Regions from separate parts of the Homo sapiens genome. Here region 1 is linked to region 2. Evidence: read pairs that join two places in POLR2A ChIA-PET (ENCODE). Cell type or tissue: IMR-90. All regions are shown on one strand. Links, peaks and the distances in the headings refer to the core of each region. The heading gives the core; the rest is flanking DNA. Region 1 overlaps SPECC1L (sperm antigen with calponin homology and coiled-coil domains 1 like). Region 2 overlaps SPECC1L (sperm antigen with calponin homology and coiled-coil domains 1 like).

The links. Peaks named below come from ENCODE experiments on the same cell type or tissue, not always from the same donor. Only the 100,000 strongest peaks of a DNase experiment are listed, where the experiment ranks them.
Region 1: POLR2A ChIA-PET joins it to region 2 with 6 read pairs; 2 of 35 experiments call an interaction of 5 or more read pairs at or near these places.

The regions. Positions count from the first base shown.
Region 1 is chr22:24,388,574-24,395,516 of GRCh38, reverse strand. The region is part of intron 14 of SPECC1L (sperm antigen with calponin homology and coiled-coil domains 1 like); the gene reads right to left. All of the region lies in intron 15 of SPECC1L-ADORA2A (SPECC1L-ADORA2A readthrough (NMD candidate)), which reads right to left. It overlaps LOC105372960 (a long non-coding RNA gene), which reads left to right. Exons shown (of 2, transcript XR_938082.3): 2 at 1,181-1,303. Among named protein-coding and RNA genes, the nearest start is that of ADORA2A, 36 kb to the left of the region's middle. In IMR-90, for the core only: no CTCF peak of the experiment used is centred there; a DNase peak (open chromatin) is centred at 3,496; H3K27ac peaks cover 303 bases.
Region 2 is chr22:24,285,242-24,292,184 of GRCh38, reverse strand. The region is part of intron 2 of SPECC1L (sperm antigen with calponin homology and coiled-coil domains 1 like); the gene reads right to left. The region is part of intron 2 of SPECC1L-ADORA2A (SPECC1L-ADORA2A readthrough (NMD candidate)); the gene reads right to left. Among named protein-coding and RNA genes, the nearest start is that of SPECC1L, 18 kb to the right of the region's middle. RefSeq lists a silencer at 1-64. In IMR-90, for the core only: no CTCF peak of the experiment used is centred there; a DNase peak (open chromatin) is centred at 2,894; H3K4me3 peaks cover 325 bases; H3K27ac peaks cover 1,058 bases.

The DNA of each region.
Region 1 (6,943 bases), core at 2,453-4,952, 100 kb before region 2:
TCATTGACCCTGATGAAATATCTCTTCCTTGGAGAAGACATGTCCTCTTCCTTTCCCCTCAGTCCCTCTCTGGTATTATGGGGCATCTTGTATGTGTCAGTGTGACCAGGCTGTTTTCAAGGTGCTCTTAAATCCTTCACTCTATCACATGCAACCTTCCCAACTTAAGTCCACAGGCCAAAAAGTTCACCTCAATCCATACCTCACATCGTATTGGGAAATGAACTCAAAATGAAGTACAGACCAAAATGTATAAAAAATTATACTTTCAGGAGAAAATCGTTGTGATCTTGGGTTATGCAAACATTTTTTATTTACAACACAAACACATGTATGCTTCATAAAAGAAAAAATGTATAAATTGCATGTTATTAAAATTAAGAATTTCTGGCCAGGCGCTGTGGCTCATGCCTGTAATCTTAGTACTTTGGGAGGCTGAGGCAGGCAGATCACTTGAGCCCAGGAGTTTGATACCAGCCTGGGCAACATGATGAAACCCTATCTACAAAAACACAAAAGTTAGCCAGGTGTGGTTGTGCATGCCTGTAGTCTCAGCTACTTTGGAGGCTGAGGTGGGAGGGTCGATTGAGCCCAGGAGTTCAAGGCTGCAGTGAGCTATGATTGCACCACTGCACTCCAGCCTGGGTGACAGAGTGAGACCCTGTCTCAAAAAATCCCTCAAAACAAAAAATACAAAGAAGATATACGGTGGCAAATAAGCATGTGGAAAGATGCTTAACACCATTAGTTATCAGGCAACTGCAAAATTAAAACCAGGAAACAGCACTACACGTTCCGAATGTCTAGAGGCTGACCACATGGTCTTGGCAAGGATATGAAGGACTAGAATTCTCCTTCACTGCTGGTGGTAAAGTGACAGGGTAGAGCCAGTCTGGAAGACAGTTGGGCAGCTTCTGAAAATGTTCAACCTATACCTACCACATGATCCAGCAGCTAGTCCACTTTTCAGATGTCCTTATGCATATGCAATGGACTGAATATTCCTGTTTCCCCAAATTCTTATGTTGAAATCCTAATCCCCAATGTGATAATATAGGGAGGTGGGGTTCTTTGGGAAGTAATGCGGTCATGAGGGTGGAGTCCCCATGAACGGGATTAGTGTGCTTTTAAAAGGGACCCCAGACAGCTCTCTCATTCTCTTTATGTCTACCATGTGAAGACACAAGATGGCAGTCTGCAACCTGGAAGATGCCCTCACAAGAATCCCACCATGCTGGCATCCTGATCTCAGACTTCCAGCCTCTAGGCCTGTGAGAAATAAATTTCTGTTGTTTATAAGCCACCCAGGCTATGGTACTTTGTTACAGTAGTCCAAACTGACTAAGACACCATATGAACACCTGCACGTGAACGTTCATAGGAGTTTTGCTTACAATAAGCAATAACTGGAAACAACCCAAATGTCCATCAGCAGCTGAATGGCTTAATAATTGTGGTAAACCCAAAAAATGGACTAACACTCAGGGAAAAAAAGGAAATGAGCTACGGTTACACACAATGACATGAATGAATCTCAATGTGCTAAGTGAAAGGAGCCAGAACTCCCCTAAAATTGTACACACTATGATTCTATTTATATAAAACTATAACAAATACAAACAATATACAGCAACAGCAGATCAGTGGCTGTGTGGGGATGGGAAATGTGGGGGAGAAGCAGGATGACGGCAGTACAAAGGGGCACGAGGAAATGTTCATGGTGATGGTTTGTCTATCATGTGGTGATAGCTTTCACAGGTGTATATATGTGACATATATGTATATGTATGTCAAAAGTTATCAAGTTGTAAACTTTATACGCAATTTATTATGTCAACTATACCTCAATGCAACTATTAAAAAAAAGGAAGCCCAAGGCCACAAACACATTTAGGTACCACACAGGCTCTCTCTGTTTTAGAGCTTTTTAACTGAATGTAGTACAGGTATAAACCATGGCAGAACTGGATACAGTCCAGGCACAGTCCAAGGGACCCTGGTCAAAAGCTGATGTCTGATGGAAGATATCCTGGGTGGACGCTAACTGGCAGAAAGTCATCTTGTGTGTTCCAGGGTATAAGCTAAATCTTAGGTGAATCACTAGAAAGTCCTGCAGCTGCAAACACACCTGGCTTACATCATGTAGCATTCTTCCCTACACCACCACTTAATCTCACCCTCATATTGCCTCATCTACCCAGATTCCCTCTCATTTGTGAGGCAACATTAAAAAAGCATCATAAGGTTCTGTCAGGTCACTGTCACATTATTAGCTTCTCTAATTACTTAAGTAAGAGATAACAGTCTCTGTGGCAGATTAAATTTTCCAAAAATGACCACAGCAGTATTTCTGGCCCCACATCTTCTTCAGAAGCCTCCTATGCCCCATCAAAAGGTGGCGCCTATTTCCCTTCCCCTTGTAACTGCCTTGACAAACAGTATGGTAGAAGAGATGCTGCATGGCTTCCAAGACTGTGTCATCAAAGGTGGGGTGGCTTATGCCTGTCTCTCCCTCTCGACAACTGTCCTTGGAATGTGGCCACCACATTTTGAGGAAGCGCAGACCAAATATTGGAGAGGCTACATAGAAGTGCTCTGGCCACAGGTCTAGTGAAAGTCTCCGCCAACAGCCACCAGACCTGTAAGGGAGGGAGCCATCAGCTAGTTCCACCTCTCCAGTGGCACTGAGCTGAGTAGAGCGGAGATGAGATGAGATGAGATATCCCCACTAAGCCCCACCCAAACTGTAAACTCAGGATATAAATAGACGTCATTATGTTAAGCCATTAAGTTTTGGGTGGTGTTTATAGATAACCAGCCTCTTTTCTACTGAATCTAAAGAGTGCATTCAGAAAGGAAACTAGTTTCTCTCTCTCCCGCCCTATGTTGTCTAATGGCTAATTACCCTTCCCATAATCATTTATCATGAGGCAGCAACAGGGCATCTTTACAAATAACCTGCTTCTCAAATGGAGAGGTCACCATAAATTGCCAGAATGACCTCAGGCTAAACTCATTTGTGAAAATCCAGAGCAATCATGTATCTAATGAAATCAACCTGTTGAACTCCAACTTGTCTGTGGAGGCCACATCCTTATGTTGTCATCCCATCCAAAGTGGATGAAGCACAAGAAAACAATGATTTCTCATGATGCAAGGAAGTCAAGAACTGTGCCTGTTATTTGAGATGATACATAAAGATTATTTGACCCAGAGAATTTAATGATTCTGCTTTTAGCAAAATAATTAGGCAGCTCTTGAAAATGTTACTTATCTGATTTCTGTTTCTCAGCATTACTCGTAATAAAAATACCTACTTACTGGAAACTTACTGAAGAGTCTGGGACACTGCCGTGGAGGCTGGACAGCTCAGTGGAAAGAGCCTGGGGCTGGGAGCTTGGAGAGCCAATTGTATGGTCTTAGGCAAGCATGGCACCTTTCTGATTTGCAGATGTGAAATGGAAGCCCTGGGTTTGTGATTTCTAGGGGCTGTCTCAAGTCTGACTTCCTCTAACTTCTGAGAATGGAATGTGGGTGCTGATTCACATGAAGTATTTCACATTTTATCTAAGGAAATGCATCCTGAGACAATTATCTTAAAGCTAAACAAGAGCATTGGCAAACAAACCATTTTATTACATTCGGCAGGTTTTCTCCATGTCATTAGTGGAAGTTAAATGGAAAAAGAATGCAAGAAAAAGGAACAAAACCTTGAGCTAAAGGGAAGACAACCCTGTAGAGTTCCATTCAAACTGCTTAGGTCTGCCCACCGCCAGTAGCCCATCTAGTTGGTGAAGTAACAACAGGTACATCCAAGCTACTGCTGTTGCTGCCAACAGACCATGCCTCCGCCAGGGCACCATTCCTAATTCTCTTTCCAAATCCAAATGTACCGGTCCTGAATGCAGCTCTGAAAAATGCTCACAGTGAGGGGAGTGAAATGAGCATTTAAGGACTGGTGCTGTATACAAGGCCTCCACTCCTTCCCCTGTTTGGGAGGATCTAATTTGTGTCATCCAGGGGAGAAAAGCCTTGACTGAGTAGTCTCATCTACCACACACAAAACACACTGATCAAACTCATTTATGGTAATGGCACTAAGCAACTGATTTTTAAAATTACAGCCCTGAAATTTCTGGAAATAGATGTTAATAGTAGCTATCAAGATCATGTTTAAACAGAATGCAGTAAGTACACTGTGATTCTGGGAAAACTTTGTTTCCCAGCTGCTATGTTTGACATTAAAAGGAATGCCCTGAAAACAGGAAAGAGTTCTTTCACTTCACTGGGACAGAAAAGCCATCAATTAACCTCTGCTGTGTGCAGTAAAGAACACAGGCCCGGCCGGGCGCAGTGGCTCACACCCGTAATCCCAGCACTTTGGGAGGCCAAGGCGGGCGGATCCCAAGATCAGGAGATTGAGACCATCCTTGCTAACAGGGTGAAACCCCGTCTCTACTAAAAATACAAAAAATTAGCTGGGTTTGCTGGCATGCGCCTGTAATCCCAGCTACTCAGGAGGCTGAGGCAGGAGAATCGCTTGAACCCAGGAGGCAGAGGTTGCAGTGAGCCGAGATCGCTCCACTTCAGTCTGGGCGACAGAGTGAGACTCTGACTCAAAAAAAAAAAAAAAAAAAAAAAAAAGAAAAGAAAAAAAAAAAAAAGGAACACAGGCCCAAGAAGAGCCCTGAGATACAAGCTGTTTCTATTCCCCGGTGGCTCCAAGAAATGTGAAGCTCTTGGCCAACCGCTGAGCCTTCGGGATGAAGATACCTTGTCATCAGGACAGAAAATGATTAGACTCCAGGAGTTTTTATTGCTTCACTGTGGAGAACTTATGAGTAGACACAGTCCACATAAAGAATGGGTGGGACGCAAGGCTGGCCATTCTTGTTCCCCTTTGTTCAAGTATTTTTAACCCCTGGAACACACTGATATTTACAAACAATAAGATCTTTCTGTATACTTAGTTTCCATGCAAGTGACAATGTAAAATGAAAAGATTTAGACTTTCAACCTAGATTTGATTCAGATCAAAACTCTTATCTACTGCCAGCACCTTTTTTTATTTTTTAACTCTGGGAAGTAATTCCTGTGACCTAAGATTCCAGTTATAGAAGAGGAAATTAAACCAACTAAGCTCTGCTTGGACTATGAGGAATTCCTAATGCATTATTTTAACAGCATTCTGTCTACTGGAAGAACTCCCAGCTTTCTCTAACCTTTCTCATGCCACACACCCCTAGCCCAGTCCTAACTCTGATCATGGAGAGAGGACGCTAGGAAGGTGGAAGGGTGAGAAAAGGAAGGATCAGGGGAAGAGCGGCATTCTGGAATGTTTTCCAGAGAGGAAACTAAAGTCCTCTTTTTTTTTTTTTTTTAAGGGTTGGGGTAGGGGATGAGTAGAAATAACATTCCCCTTCAAGGCTGGACACATAAGGGAAAGAGGGATGACATGTGAAAAGGAAGCGTCTCTATTCCCTTGTCTTTTCCAGTATGTAGTGTCTAGGAAGAATCAGAAGAAACTTGTGCTTTTGGGCCCAATCTCTTTAGGTTAGGAAAGTCACCTTTATATAAGAATCTACTCAACCCACAGGCTTTGAAATGGTGGCAATGAGTAGTGGCCTAAGGGGGTGTGACTAACACCAAGTGCTAATCTCATGCCTGGGTTGTGCAGGTAGCAAGTACCATACTTAATACTTCATACAATTTATAAAGAGCACTTCCTTTTTCTCCTATTTGTCTCCTATTTCTATTATTACAAAGGAAGCTGTGAAGGACTGAGCTATTTTTATCTGTTCACTAGTTCTCACTCTATTGATTCTTCAATCTATGGGGACACACAATTCTGGGAGAATAAAGGTAAGTACTTCTTTTCCTTGCTTAGGAAAGAGGGTAGGGAAAATAAAAAAGAATCCCAAAATGACGCATGCTAGGAAACTTCTGGCTGCAGTAGAGCAAAGAGGTAGATAGATCCTTTCCCTAAAAAAAAAAAAAACCCGAAAGCCCCCACAAACACAAATATAAACCTGGACAAAAGTGTCACAAATTACCATTTTAGGGCAAATCAACCAAAGGCAAACAACAAACTAAGAAGTATTATTGGCCAGACACAGTGGCTCACATCTGTAATCAGCACTTTGGGGGGTTGAGGTGGGTGGATCACCTGAGGTCAAGTTTGAGACCAGCCTGGCCAACATGGTGAAACCCTGTCCCTACTAAAAATACAAACATTAGCCGGCCATGGTGGCATGCACCTGTAATCCCAGCTACTTGGGAGGCTGAAGCAGGAGAATCGCTTGAACCCAGGAGGCAGAGGTTGCAGTAAGCCAAGATCGCACCATTGGCTCTCCAGCCTGGGTGACAAGAGTGAAACTCTGTCTCCAAAAAAAAAAAAAAAAAAAAAATCAGTTATAGAAAGGAGTGAAGTACTAACACATGCCACGTGGAAGAACCTCAAAAATATGGTACATGAAAGATGCCAGTGACAAAAGACCACAAATGATTCCAGTTACATGAAATGTCTGGGACAGGCAAACCCATGGTGGCTGCCTAGGGCTGTGAGGTGGTAAGAATATTCTAAAATTCATTGTGATGATGATTATACAACTCTGTGCATATACTAAAAACCACTGAACTGTCCAACTTGGTGAGTTGTATGGTACGGGAGTTGTAAAAAAAATAACACAACTAAATCTTAGAAACTCAACTCTCAGAAGTTAACTTTTATAAGATATCTGTGGTAGGCCCATAAGCTGTTGATGTCTTAATCTCTGGAACTTATGAACATGTTTATTTACATGGCAAGAGAGTTTGCAGATGTGATTAAACTAGTTCAACCATTGTGGAAGTCAGTTTGGCGATTCCTCAGGGATCTAGAACTAGAAATACCATTTGACCCAGCCATCCCATTACTGGATATATACCCAAAGGATTATAAATC
Region 2 (6,943 bases), core at 1,514-4,013:
AATTGTCCTGGATACCACAAGAGAGCTCCAAGGCCGTTCCCTGGCTGAGAAGCACCTTCAGCCCTGGCACAGGGTGGGACGGGAACCCCTCTTGGCAACTACAGGGACAGTCCCCAATCTCTCCATTCTGTAGTTACACCAGGATCTTGATTGCTGTCACTACTTTCTTCTTTCAGTTCCTCCTATTCACCTCCATTAGAATCTTTTCCCCTCAAATGTTTCCAAAATGTACTGCTATTTAAAACCATTTAAATTTCCTATTTAATTAATAATTCTCTGTGCTTATTCAAAAACAACAACAACAACAAAAAGAAAACACTACTATCCAGGAGACTGCCCAACCACGTATGATCAAATCTGTATCCTTCTATATCCCTGGGTAAGTTAACCTCTCTGAAATCTGTTTCTTCATTTTAAAAGGGGGCTGGTAATACTATGTACCTTCCTTATAAGGATGTTGAGAGGATTCAATGAAATAATGAGCCTAAAGTGGTTAGCAGGCTGGCAGCCCACAGTAAAGACCAGATAACATGAGCTATCATAATTTACAGAAGAATATATTGCATGCCCCATGTATGACTACTGCCTTATTAAAATAAAAGCAGCAATTCAAAAGACACTTTGTAAAAGAAACCCTTTATAAGGAATGACTAAAGATTGTTTTTACCTACTACTTATATTAGATTATATACCATGGCCCACAGATGTCAACAAACAACATTAGCTTATGGGTTTTTCCCACTGAAAATTACATATTATGAAAATACATAGTATGGAGTACACTGGAACAAAAATCAAGAGACCTGGATTGCAGTCCCAGGTCTGGCACCATCTATGTGACCTTGTGCAAGTCACCCACACTCTGTGAGCCTTGTTTATAAAGGAGAGTGGATTAGTAGCTTTCAGAAGTTCGAAAATTTCATTTCATAATCTGTACTTTCAGAACACGGAATCAAACAATTTAAGAGGAACTGCTTATTAATTATGACTTTTTATGCCTATCAATACCCACTGAAAATCCAAAAAGGGTTTTTAACCTAAGCAATCTAAATATATTTATCTCTCTTATTTCACAAACTTCATTTTCAAAATGTAGAGATCATATTAAAATTGTAAATTAAGAACAGACTTAAAACACTGAGAAGAAAGAATCACACAGTCAAGGGAAACTATAACTCAGGGAAAGGGCCACTTCAGAGTCAGAAAGTGAATGCTGCTAAATGAAGCAAAATCAACAATCGATTTGATAAAACATGTGTCTTACCAAAAGCCAATCAAAACTTTCAAAAGAAACCCAGTAAGAAGTGTTTAAATCAAATAAATCATAATGTAATGGATTGATCCTATATTCTTCAACATATACATAACCTTTCTTATGGTGAATTATGACACACATTCAGAAAGGTGCATTTTATGTACACATTTTAAAGACTTGGAGTGAGACTCCACTGAAAAAGTCAAGGACTACTAAGAGGGAAAGTCTGAGCCTTGTCATGTCAAAAAACTGCACATGTGCAAGTTGGCATATATTCAAGGTGCATGAAACAGACAGGAGGGAGAGAGAAGCAGGGGTAAGATGCCTTCAGATATGTGATTCTCTGCTCAGTCTGAATCCAGACAGAAGTCCAGTACTGCTCAAAAAACTTCAATGCTTACTGACTGAGGCACAACTTTTAAATGCTTGTTTTTATAAGACAGTACTTTCTTAATTTTTAAAGACAGATTTTATACTATGCCTAAAATTGTAACATGTAGTACATTTAACAGGGTAGTTTCCCATTTCCAGGAATCAACGATATCGGTTATGACTTATGAGGAAAGATGGCATCCAGATCTACCTCCCCTGTTTCTACCTCCAACTCCAGGACGAAAGAAACTGTACTCTATGTCCTCTCCCCACTCCAGGTAGGCACTCCCCCTTAAACAGCCTCATGGCCACGGAAGGAAAATGCAGCTCCTTTCTGCTTTAACCCAGTTCTTCTCACAATTCCCTCCTTTCTGCCTGTCCAACCAGTTAAGAAAGTCTCAAGGTGAATCCACAGGAGAAAGACTGCTCAGTCACGCCTGAGTGGCCACTTTAATCAAGATAAGGAGGTGATGGTGAGCAGGGCCAATGAATCCCCAGTGGAGGGATGGAGGCCAAGTCATGCTGCAGTGGAGTGGAATAAAAAGCTGAGTAGGAAAGAAAAGGATAAAGAACATCTCAAAAATGTGTGAAGGGGAGAGAGCCGGGGGTAATGAGGAGGCAGAGACACTTTGTTGATGTTGCCATTGTCGTTTAACTATGAAAGTAAGCTGCCTGGAAAGCACCAGCCAGACAATGTGGAAAGCCCACACTGCACAAATACTAGGGCACTGATTCTCATAATAACCCCACGTGGACAGAAAGGAAAAACAAACTTTGGTTAGAGAGGAAAGCAAGCACAACTACATATAGGATGCTAGACCAACCACAACTACACATAGGATGCTAAAAAAAAAAAAAAAGGAGGTAGTTATCAGTAATACCAACTCAAATGGCCACTAAACAGCACAACTGTATTCCCACTTGTTTTGGCCAACGAAAAGCTCACTCACACTAACTTATGATTTCTATTATTCTATGAGGCTTAACCCAAGAAAATAATTAGAAACGATTAGAAGCTTCCTGGATTTTTTTAAACTTAGAACCATGTAAGTCTTCTCCTTCTTTCTACTTTTTAAAAAATAATGAAATAAAAGTCCTAATCTTATGCCAAGACCTCTTCAGATCCATTTCTGGAGATCTTCTCTCACTTTAATGCAAGCTGCTGGAAAGGACGTTAAACTACTGACAACACTTAACATTCCAGACAAGTGACAAGCCTGGAAAAGGACAGCCTAAAAGAATGTCTGGCAACAGTACATAAGTGATTTTTCCAGATTTAGTCCAAAACACATTCGTTCCCAAAGTTCAAACTGCCAGAATGCAAAAAATTTTGCGTCTCCTCTGGCCACTACCTCCTTAGCCAAAGTTTCTGAATATTTACAAAAAGAAAACGTTTATTCAGGATCCTTTCAAACCACAGCTTTATGCTCAGACTCTTGGCAGGCAGTTTAAACTTGCACAATTTGGTATCGATAAAATTAACTGTCAGCCATAGTTTTAATTCAAAACATCAATCTATTTGTACATTTATAACAACCTCTGATGTGAAATACTAAATGAAACATTTCATTTTGCACTTCATTAATGGTTCAAATATAACAATGTAAAAAATCCTTTCTAAAAAGCTTATAATTGGCTGGGAGCAATGGCTCACGCCTGTAATCCCAGCACTTTGGGAGGCCAAGGCAGGCGGATCACAAGGTCAGGAGTTCAAGACCAGCCTGACCAACATGGTGAAAACCCGTCTCTACTAAAAGTACAAAAATTAGCCAAGTGTGGTGGCAGACACCTGTAATTCCAGCTACTGAGGAAGCTGAGGCAGGAGAATCGCTTGAACCCAGGAGGCAGAAGTTGCAGTGAGCCAAGATCACGCCATTGCACTCCAGCCTGGGCAACAGAGCAAGGATATGTCCAAAAAAAAAAAAAAAAAAAAAAAAAAAAAGCTTAAAATTTTGGATTTGAGAAGTCTTTCTAAACTAAATAAGTTAAAATAGAATTCAAATTCAGTGTAGTAAAAACTAAGTCTTTTTTTCAACAAGCATTTCACTGGTTAGGTTAAAAAGAAATTAATAAAAAATGCTAAGAAGTTCTTTTTCCCTGTGTCTAGTGAGTATAAAGCAGTGGTACTTAATGAGGGGTAGGGGACAATTTTGTACCCTAGGGGATATTTGGCACTTCCTGTACACATTTTTCGTTGTCACAACTGGGTGGGAGGCAAGGTGCTACAGACAGTGAGTGTGTAAGAGGCCAGGAATCCTAGTAAACTCCCTACAACACACTGGACAGCCCCCCACGACAAAGAATTATACAGCCTAAAATATCAATACAGTCAAGGCTGGGAAACCTTGGTATAAGGGGACTGGTTAAACTTGGAAGGAAGGGTTTGTCTTTCTGTAAATCGTTCCGTAAAAAAGGTCTCATGTGTACAGACAATCTGCTGAGAAAGCCACAGTTCTGGCAGCTGGCAGAGCTGAAAGAGAAGGGAAAATCTATGCACAGGGCCCTTGGATTTCCACCCATATTCCCCAGGAAAGGATACAGTTCCAGGAAGGGCTCTCTCTGATCTCCCGGAATGAAATCTGAGATGAACCACAGGGCCTTATTGCTTACCTGTACCTCCTTTTTGTAGTTTCCAGCTGGCCTGGCACAGACTGACAACCCCAAATGGATGGTCGAAATCCACTGTTCTCCAGTCCCTCTCAAACCTCACCGGCAAGAAGGAAAGAAACTAAACCCCGAGGGCCCATTATATTCCAGCGGGGTCCTAGGGATTCCACACTCATTCAGTTCCTTTACATCATAAGAAGTGGGTATTATAATATCAGATCCACTGTAAAAGGTGATCCCGAAGCAAATGGTAGAGCAGGAGTCTGAATAGGGGCACCTCCAACAGCCACATCCACCCCACCACAGCTCCCAGGGGTTTCTTTCTAATCTCAAGGGTGGCCTATACCCTGGGACTATAGGGGGCCTTGGTGTGCTAAATCTTCAGAGACATTTTTAAACGGTCAAGACGCCTCTTGGCGACTGGAAGAAGTTCCTGACCTCGCGGCATTCCCTCCTTCCCATCCCCACTACCACACCAATCCTATGCCAGCCTGTCTGTGTCAGGGAAGAAGTCCAGCTGGACAACTCTGGCAGCCTCCTGTCGCCCTCCCCTGCCAGCAATCCTTCTGTGCCACAGCTGTGTGTCCACACTCTAAAGCACACATCCCACCAGGCCACTCTCCTGTAAAATAATGCCTCACTGTCCCAGGCCAAATACCCCAGCGCCGATACCTGCTTCTTCAAATCCAGGCTCCAACCCATCCCTCCATCTCATTTCCATTTTACGTGCACACATAGTCACACACTCTCACATACCCACACTTTGGCTCCTACTGTTCCTACCCCTGAAAACCCCTTACCACTTTCCTCCCTGAGAAATAACTGCTCGTGCATCACTTCAGGACTCAGCTCCACTGCCGTGTCCTTAGTGATACCTTCCCTTGTCTCTAGTTGGTTGGCCCCCCATCCCTCTTACCTTTCTGGCCACAGCACTCACCTAAGTGTCTTTTATCCAGACAACATTTAGGGTATACTTAGACCAAAAAAGTCATCACTATTTATCTGAAATTCACATTTACTTATTTTTAATTTTCATTTTTTTGGAGACAGGGTCTCGCTTTGTAGCCCAGGCTGGAGTGCAGTGGCGCGATCTCAGCTCACTGTAACCTCTGCCTGCAGGGTTCAAATGATTCTTCTGCCTCAGCCTCTTACTTGAAAAACAGACAAAAGCAAAGCTATGATGTGAATAGCCTGAATTACTGCAAAAAGTACATGAATGTCAGAAGTAAATCCTAACTCTTACTAGATAGGTCAGTTAATCAGTGACACAGTTCACGGCCTGTTATTAAGATATCCTATAACTGAGTCTAGAACTTTACTCACTTCTTAGTGGTAGGACAAAGATATAAGACAGAAAAAGAGGAAAGCAGTAAAAAGTACTTCCTTTCAAATTCAAAATGTCATGGTCCATACTTCCTTGTTAAAATGCCGAAACACACCATATGACTCAATTATTAATACAATAATTTTGCTGTTACCAACTTAGGATAAGCTTCACCTATGTCTTTATCTCAGGAGCAATGTATTGCAAGTTCAAGCAATAAAGTGTAATTACATGCGAGAATGTCAATATAACATAACCAATCAGGTACTAAAAAAACAGAATATGTAAAATAACTATGATGTTTCTTCCCAATATTTCATTCTCATTTTTAAAAAGTAAACTTTCAGAACAGTACTGTAAGACATAAGCAAACTTTGACTTTCAGTAAAAGGTTACTACTAACAGCAAGTGTCAAGAATAGACTACCATGCAGATTTCACTGCAGCTTACCCCCACTTTATCAGATGGAAGTCTTAAATCTAAGCCTTCGAAACTATATTCTAGGTTACAAACATCACCAAAAAATCACCAAAGCCCTACACACATATACATGCCTCTGAGAATGTTGCCTGTCGAATCTGATTTACTGAATAAATGAGTAACTTGATTATTTTAGCTTAAATAAACAATCGCTTTTAAGGACTTCAAAACACAAAATCAAGATTTTCTTTTCAAAAAAGAACAGCGCGCCAGGCGCGGTAGCTCACGCCTGTAATCCCAGAACTTTGGGAGGCTGAGGCGGGCGGATCATGAGGTCAGGAGTTCAAGATTAGCCTGGCCAACATAGTGAAACCCCGTCTCTACCAAAAATACAAAAATTAGCCGGGCTTGGTGGTGGGTGCCTGTAATCCCAGCTACTCAAGGCTGAGGCAGGAGAATCACTTGAACCCAGGAAGCGGAGGTCGCAGTGAGCTGAGACCGCGACACTGCACTCCAGCCTGGGCGACAGAGCAAGACTCCGTCTCAAAAAAAACAAAACAAAACAACAAAAAAAAAAACAGCAGTATTGTTTTAGATCATAACACTTAACATAGACCACGTGATACACAGAAGGCAGCTCTTTGAATAGGAGCAGCCTGGGACATTTGCTGGCTTGTATTCATGAATTTACATACCAAGTGGAAAGAACTCAGACTGGTTGGGTAGAATATGCGTTCAAATGCTAACAACTCCACTACTTATTAGTTATCTGGCTCTGGGCATATTACTCATCTCCAAATTTCGGTCTTTCATCTTTAAGTAGAAACAGCTAACACATAGGATGCTATAAGAACCACATCAAACGATGTGTGGAAACTAACAAGGAAAATGCTCAGCCCACAGAATTACAGTAAGCATCCATCTCCTTTCCTTCCCACTACAACCAGAAGGACAAATTTCCCTTT